Linked DNA regions of Homo sapiens: region 2 is linked to region 1. Evidence: read pairs that join two places in POLR2A ChIA-PET (ENCODE). Cell type or tissue: B cell. All regions are shown on one strand. Region 1 overlaps MAD1L1 (mitotic arrest deficient 1 like 1). Region 2 overlaps SNX8 (sorting nexin 8).

Region 1 (4,000 bases):
GGGGCTGTGCACGGTACCTGCCAGGCCGTAGGAAATGAGAACCCAGCTGGCTGGAAGCCTGACACGCCCTGTGTCATGGTTGCCAGGACATTCCTTCTGAGGCCACTCATGCTGTGGGGCAGGTATCAGTTATGCTTGATGTCCTAGAGGAGGGTGGCATGAAATGGGAACACTTGCTGTGTCTGTTCATTGAGGCTGCGGTGCTGGCACAGATTCTTTTGCTGGGTCTCCTGGTTTCCTCTTCCCTCTGGAAGAATTGGAATGCAGGTCTGGCAGAAATGCCAAGTGGTGTAGGAGTGACAGGCTTAGGAGGTCATGGGGTGGATCAGGGTCTCGGGTCCATGCTGGGTCTTGGGGTTGGAGGGCCCTAGCAAAGGGTGCCGGTCTCAATGGCGGCTCTGTGTTGCTCCTGGCTCCCCAGGGCAGCAGGGAAAACACCCTGTCCTTGGGGAGGGAATTAGGTTTCCACTGAGTGCGCGGATCCCCTCTGCTCTGATTAACAGCACTTTGCCAGGGTTTCAGTCAGTGCTGATCAGTTGTGGAAATGCTGCCAAGGTTCAGGCAGAGTATTGGGCGGAAAGTCTCCCTGGCCTCCGTGCCCTCTCTTGGCGGGTGGATGTCCAGCCCCGCCCTGACATCATGCGGTGTATTCACACACTCTCCTGGGCCCTAGAAAAATAGCTCACGTCTTCCGGGGTGTGATGCTGGTTGGATTGCTTGCCCCTGGCCTGCAGATCCTGACTGCGGTGTGCGTTGTGTGGGCTCAGTGAGACTGAGGCACCGCTGGGGTGGGGGCCACTGCCTCAGGGTTGGCTCCGTTGCTGCTTTGAGAGCTGTTTTCCCTGAGAGGTGGGGCGTTTGCTCATGGCCTGGGTGGGTCCTAGGAGGGACAGTACTGGAGGAATTGGTGGGAAGGGGAGGGAGAGTCCACAGGAGTCTCCCTAACTACTGAGATTCCCTTGTTAGGGGTGGAGAGGAGCCACCAGGTCATTGGTCTGGAGGCAGCATGCTGATGGTATGGCTGTGGCTGTCAGGCAGGAGGGACAGTGTGCAGCTGTTGGAGTTCCTCTAGGCCGAGAGTCCCTGAGGGCAGGGCCCACCCGACTCTGCCCAGGATCTCCATTGTGTGGCACAGCTTATGGCATTTTATGGGTGCTCACAAATGTTGGATTGAGGGAGGGGTCATTGTAGGGTCTCCGGGAACCCTGTCTTGGGGAAATCCAAGGATGCAGGTGACTGGGCTTACACCTGGGGCTCCCTGCTGAGCTCCAGCCACCTTCTAACAGGACTGTCCTTCCTTGCCCGCAGACACAGCTGCATGGGACCCCAGGAACAGTCAGAACCAGTAGTTTTCCAATTGTTCCTTGGAGTTCCACCTGGAAATACCTATTAGGGGCGAGACTTAAGTGTCTGAAGTCCAAAGACCTGCTGGCTGCCCTGTCTGCGCTGGGACTGGCAGTTCCAGGCCCGGTGCCGCATCTGGCTGTGATGGTGCTGAGCGGAGCCCCGTGCCAACCCCAGTTCTTGTCCTGCATCACAGAAGGGTCTCTTGGTTGTTGTGAGGCAGCCCTTGCAGCTCACAAGGGCTGGAGTCCCTCCGAGGTGCGCGGGTCAGCCTCTCTCAGAAGGCGGCCACCTCTGTCACAGCTCTCCTGGGTTTTGGGCTGGAGTACCCTGGATGAGGACAGCACAAGCTCGTACTCCACCCGGGGCTCCGGGAGTGCTTGGTGCTTCCCGAGGAAGGCAGGGTGAGAGGGTCCCGGAGTGCCGGGCTCCACCAGGACTCACCGCCTTCACCTCCTGGGACGCCGGTACCTGGCAGTGAACTCTGGAGGGCCTGCGGGTCATTAGAGTCAGGAGGTCTGAGCGTGGTGCTTGGTCATGTCCCATCCCAACCAGTGAGAGCCACGCGGCCTCCCTAAGGCCAGTCGTGGGGGGTGGGTCTGGAGGTTTGTGGTTTGTGTGAGAGGGGGTGCATGTGTGGCAGATTTGAGCCCAGTGTAAACTGCTTCTGCCCACAGCCTCCTGTCCACGCTGCCTGTCTCTGCCCCTGTTGTCTGCTCGCTGGGGGAGTGCCAGCTCCTTTCAGTGCCGGACAGAGCGTAATTAGACAGGATTTGCTGGTGCTATGAAAGCTCAGCTTCTCCCCAAGGTCAATGCTGAATTTTAGATTTCCCATGCCCCCTCTCCCTGCAGAGGCAACTGCTGAGCAGACGGTGTGATAAATGTGTGTGTGATCTGTGCCAAGTGCCCTTCCTGGGAGCCCTGACCTCGCACAGTGCTCACCGTCATGGTGCCACAGCGGGGGTGCCAACGCTGGGGCTGGGTCCCAGGTCCCGTCCTGGTTCTGCCTATGACTTGGCTCATGGGTCCTGCTCGGCTCTTTTTTGTGCCTCGGCATGTTCTGAGAGAGGTGTGGGGGTGAGGGCTCCCCGCTGACCCTCCCGTGGGCGGCACGTGGCATCTGACTCTTGCTCTCTTAACAGCGTGAGGTCGACCGCAACCAGGAGCTCCTGACGCGCATCCGGCAGCTTCAGGAGCGGGAGGCCGGGGCGGAGGAGAAGATGCAGGAGCAGCTGGAGCGCAACAGGCAGTGTCAGCAGAACTTGGATGCTGCCAGCAAGAGGCTGCGTGAGAAAGAGGACAGTCTGGCCCAGGCTGGCGAGGTGAGCGGGGCCTCTGCTGCGCAGGGAGCTGTTTTCCCGAGGAGAGGGAGTGCATGCTCTTGTTTGCCACTGCAGTGCCCGCTTGTGTTTTCACTTGTGCTTCCCACACGGGCAGCTGCGTTTTGTACATAGTTGTCATCAGTAGAAGTATTAATTTTCCATTCTGTAGTTTTCAGTTAAAAAGTTGAGACTTTGGGCCGGGCGCGGTGGCTCACGCCTGTAATCCCAGCACTTTGGGAGGCCGAGGTGGGTGTATCATCTGAGGTTGGGAGTTGGAGACCAGCCTGACCAACATGGTGAAACCCCATCTCTACTAAAAATACAAAAATTAGCCATGCGTGGTGGTGCGCACCTGTAGTCCCAGCCTGTGGGACTCGGGAGGCTGAGGCAGGAGAATCGCTTGAACCCAGGAGGTGGAGGTTGCAGTGAGCTCAGATCACACCATTGCACTCCAGCCTGGGCAACACAGCAAGACTCTGTCTCAAAAAAAAAAAAAAAAGTTAAGCACTTTTTTGCCTTTGTAATTATGAATTTAAATGGATGATGAATCTGTTTTTTGTTGTTTGTGGACGTTTAGTGTGTTTGTGTTCGCTCATGTATGTATGCGACAGGTAGCCCTTCCCTCAGCCCTCGCTTCTGTTGACTTTGGACAGACCCCTAGGACTGGGTTATAAGGTCCCTAGCGATGGCGGTCTCTGCAGCCGTTGTGCTCAGAGGCCTGGCTGAGGGCTCCAATTTCCCCGTAGCCTTCCCTGTCGTGGATGGTGGTCTTTTCTGGAAATAGCTGTTGTTTTGTCAGGAGGCTTAAGGAGGCACGTCTGGATTTGCATATCTTTGACTGTCTGCAAGGTCTACAGGCATCTGATGGCGTCGGATAATTGCCTCTGAACTGGAGCCTGTGTGAACTGCAGTCCTGGTGAAGGTTGCTTGCATTTTAGAAACAGCCCAGACATGGGCACTGGTGGAAATTGGAATCTTCTGACCTCTCCTGTCCTTTGTCTGTGGCGATCAAGATCGCTGGTGCCAAGAGGAAACATGAAAATCTGCTGGTGTGGGGGTGGAGGCGTGGTAGGGGTGGGGTGGGCGTGCAGCGGGGGTCCTGGAGGGGTCCAGAAACTGGCCGCGGGTCCTTCCTGTGGCCGTGCTGGGGAGGCGTGTTCAGGCTGTTCCCCTATCTGCTTCTGGAGGGAACGTTGGCAGGAGAGGAGGCGTGATTGGCTCCCGAGAAGCTGCTCTTGCCTTGCCCATGCTCTGGGTTCCAGTTCCCATGTGCTGGGCTGTACTGGAGTTGGGCCGGGGGCTGTCCCCGCTGCCTGCGGGCACCTGTGGTTCCA
Region 2 (4,000 bases), 56 kb before region 1:
GGCTGGAGTGCAGTGGCCCAATCTTGGCATACCGCAGCCGTGAACTCTTGGGCTCAAGCAATCCTCCTGCCTCAGCCTCCTGAGTAGCTGGGACTACAGGTTGCGCCAACATGCCCGTAATTTTATTTTTTGTAGAGATGGCATCTTATTATGTTGCCCAGGCTGGTCTTTAACTCCTGGGCTCAAGTGATCCTCTTGCCTCAGCCTCCCAAAGTGCTGGGATTGTAGGTGCTAGCCATAGTACCTGGTCTTTTTCTTTCTTTTTCTTAATTAAAATTTATTTTGCAAATATGGGCATCTGGCCGGGCGCGGTGTCTCATGCCTGTAATCCCAGCACTTTGGGAGGCTGAGGTGGGTGGATCATTTGAGGTCAGGAGTTTGAGACCAGTCTGGCCAACATGGTAAAACCCTGTTTCTACTAAAAATACAAAAATTAGCTGGGCATATTGGTGCACGCCTGTCATCCCACTTACTCTGGAGGCTGAGGCAGCAGAATTGCTTGAACCCGGGAGGTGGAGGTTGCAGTGAGCCAAGATTGTGCCATTGCACTCCAGCCTGGGCAACAGAGCGAGACTCTGTCTCTCAAAAAAAAAAAAAAAAGGGCATTCTAGTTTAGTAAATTGATATTTGAAAGCATAGCTTTCTAATGATTGGAACTTGTACATAGAAGTTATTGAGATGTTTGAGACAATCGAGAGTTAAAGAAGTGTCTTTGATTTAAAATGTGTTTTTTGAGCTCTTTCAGATTCTCATGCAATCAAAGTTCAAATTCTTCACCAACATGTGACCACTTGGTAATCATTACTGAGTTTACATTCTTTCTTGGAAGATTATCTTATCTTAATAATCAGGAAAATCATAAAAATTAATACATGCTTAATAGAGAACACTTATTTTAAACTTTTTTTTTTTTTTGAGACAGAGTCTCTGTTGCCCAGGCTGGAGTGCAGTGGCGTGATCTGGGCTCACCACAACCTCCGCTTCCTGAGTTTAAGTGATAATTTTCCTGCCTCAACCTCCTGAGTAGCTGGGATTACAGGTGTGCGCTAACATGTAAAAAACAAAAAAAATGAGAAACACTTTTTTTTCTATTTAGAACTCACTTTGTATTAAAAACCAAACTGACTTTTTAAACATTATTCCTTGTTTTGGTTTTTTCTTTGCAAGCTGGGCGTAGGATCTCTGATTTGCTTTTGCTGCTTTGTGCAGGGTGCACGGTGACTTCTTGTCTGTAAGGCAGCTGGAGTTTTCTGGCTTAATTCTTCCGTGCATGTGGTTGGGAGTCCTAGCTATAAGCAGGCCTGGAGTTTTTTCTCTTTCTTTCCTCCCTTCTTCTCTCCCCTCCCTCCTGTCTGTCCAGATGACTTTTTGGCATATGAAAGTAATGTGTTCACTGTGAACACACTGGGGCATTTAGAAGATCGTATGGCTAGTTTATTTGGTTTGAGCCTGTTCTCTTGGCTCTAGAGAAAAGGAAGATTCTTTTTCACACAAAACTTGTACATATTTCACTTTGTTTTCCTTCCCCAAGGTTAAGACTGATTTGATGTAGTCACAGAAATGTGGGTGTACTTGCTGATTCGTGAGCAGGTGGAAGCCTTCCAGGGAAGAGTTTTTTTTTTTTTTTTTTCTTTTTTTTTGAGACAGGGTCTCACTCTGTTGCCTAGGCTAGAATGCAGTGGTGCAATCATGGCTCACTGCAGCCTCCGCCTTCCCGGACTCAGGTGATCCTCTCACCTCCCGAGTAGCTGGGACTGCAAAATTAGCCAGTGAGCCACCACGCATGGCTAATTTTGTATTTTTTGTAGCGATGGGGTTTTGCCATCTTGCCCAGGGTGGTCTTGAACTCCTGAGCTCAAGCGATCCTCTTGCCTCGGTCTCCCCAAGTCCCAGGATTACAGGCGTGAGCCATGGTGCCTGACCACCATGATTTTTTTGAACAAAAGGACGTGCCCGCAGCGTCGACTCTGTAGCATGAGTGAGTGGGTCCAGCGTTGACTCCGTAGCATGAGTGGGTGTAGTGTGAGTGAGTCCAGCGTCGACTCCGTAGTGTGAGTGAGTCCAGCGTCGACTCCGTAGTGTGAGTGAGTCCGGCTTCGACTCCGTAGTGTGAGTGAGTCCGGCTTCGACTCCGTAGTGTGAGTGAGTCCGGCGTCGACTCCGTAGTGTGAGTGAGTCCGGCGTCGACTCCGTAGTGTGAGTGAGTCCGGCGTCGACTCCGTAGTGTGAGTGAGTCCGGCTTCGACTCCGTAGTGTGAGTGAGTCCGGCGTCGACTCCGTAGTGTGAGTGAGTCCGGCTTCGACTCCGTAGTGTGAGTGAGTCCGGCGTCGACTCCGTAGTGTGAGTGAGTCCGGCTTCGACTCCGTAGTGTGAGTGAGTCCGGCGTCGACTCCGTAGTGTGAGTCCGGCGTCGACTCCGTAGTGTGAGTGAGTCCGGCGTCGACTCCGTAGTGTGAGTGAGTCCGGCGTCGACTCCGTAGTGTGAGTGAGTCCGGCTTCGACTCCGTAGTGTGAGTGAGTCCGGCGTCGACTCCGTAGTGTGAGTGAGTCCGGCGTCGACTCCGTAGTGTGAGTCCGGCGTCGACTCCGTAGTGTGAGTGAGTCCGGCGTCGACTCCGTAGTGTGAGTGAGTCCGGCTTCGACTCCGTAGTGTGAGTGAGTCCGGCTTCGACTCCGTAGTGTGAGTGAGTCCGGCGTCGACTCCGTAGTGTGAGTGAGTCCGGCGTCGACTCCGTAGTGTGAGTCCGGCTTCGACTCCGTAGTGTGAGTGAGTCCGGCGTCGACTCCGTAGTGTGAGTGAGTGAGTGTGGCTGGCTGACGATGGGACCTGTTGCATGACGTGGCCAGAGTCCATGTGCTGAGCTAGCACACAGCAGAGGGAGGCTGCACTTTTCAATTTATTTTATTTTTTGTACAGATGGGGTCTCACCATATTACCTAGGCTGGTCTTGAACTCCAGGGCTCAAGTGATACTCCCTCCTGGGCCTCCCAAAGTGCTGGGATTACAGGGCTGCGCCACTGTGCCCAGCCAAGGCTCCAGCTTTTGAGCAGCTATTCTCACTGGTCATTCACCATCTCCCCTGCAGATCTGCCGACACCCCAGGCCATCGAGCCCCAGGCCATCGTGCAGCAGGTCCCAGCCCCCAGTCGAATGCAGATGCCGCAGGGGAACCCGCTGCTGCTGTCCCACACCCTGCAGGAGCTGCTGGCCAGGGACACCGTGCAGGTGGAGCTCATTCCGGAGAAGAAGGGCCTCTTCCTGAAGCATGTGGAGTATGAGGTTTCCAGCCAGGTAACTGGCAAATTGTGTGTGTGTCGGGGCAGGAGGGGGAAGAAAGGGTCACGTCTCAACATCTCAGGGCAGGAGTGGTGTGACAGGAGAAGGCTGAAGGGTGAGTCTGTGTGGCTGGCTTACAGGCAAGATCCAGAACTCGCAGCAGAGTCAGGCTGCGGAGGTGACTTTTCCACACCTCTGCTCCCCGCACCTCACTCTGGCCCAGCCACGTCCCCACCTGGTCACCCCTGGTCCAGTTTGTCCTCCCCACCACTGTGCTCTGGAGTCCTGTTTCTTTTTTTTTTTTCCCCGATGTGGAGTCTTGCTCTGTCGCCCAGGCTGGAGTGCAGTGGCATGATCTCGGCTCACTGCAAACTCTGCCTCCCGGGTTCAAGCGATTCTCCTGCCTCAGCCTCCCAAGTAGCTGGGATGACAGGTGCCCGCCACCACGCCTGGCAAATTTTTTTGTATTTTTTTTTTTAGTAGAGACAGGGTTTCACCATGTTAGCCAGGGTGGTCTTGATCTCCTGACCTTATGATCCACCCGCCTCGGCCTCCCAAAGTGCTGGGATTACTGGCGTGAGCCACCGCGCCCGGCCTGGAGGCCTGTTTCTTAGGAATCTCCCGCGGACGGTCCACAGAGCACAAAGCGGGATCCACACCAGCCTCGCTTTGTAATAGTGGGAAACCCCCGAGGATTAGAATGTCAGCCCCATCGACTCCGG

The links. Peaks named below come from ENCODE experiments on the same cell type or tissue, not always from the same donor. Only the 100,000 strongest peaks of a DNase experiment are listed, where the experiment ranks them.
Region 2: POLR2A ChIA-PET joins it to region 1 with 7 read pairs; 9 of 35 experiments call an interaction of 5 or more read pairs at or near these places.

What each region holds. Positions count from the first base shown.
Region 1 is chr7:2,221,241-2,225,240 of GRCh38, reverse strand. It overlaps MAD1L1 (mitotic arrest deficient 1 like 1), which reads left to right. Exons shown (of 19, transcript NM_001013836.2): 5 at 2,487-2,666. Among named protein-coding and RNA genes, the nearest start is that of MAD1L1, 9.7 kb to the left of the region's middle. In B cell, no CTCF peak of the experiment used is centred here; no DNase peak of the experiment used is centred here.
Region 2 is chr7:2,277,393-2,281,392 of GRCh38, reverse strand. SNX8 (sorting nexin 8) reads left to right here. Exons shown (of 11, transcript NM_013321.4): 2 at 3,088-3,293. Among named protein-coding and RNA genes, the nearest start is that of MIR6836, 22 kb to the right of the region's middle. In B cell, no CTCF peak of the experiment used is centred here; no DNase peak of the experiment used is centred here; H3K27ac peaks cover 794 bases.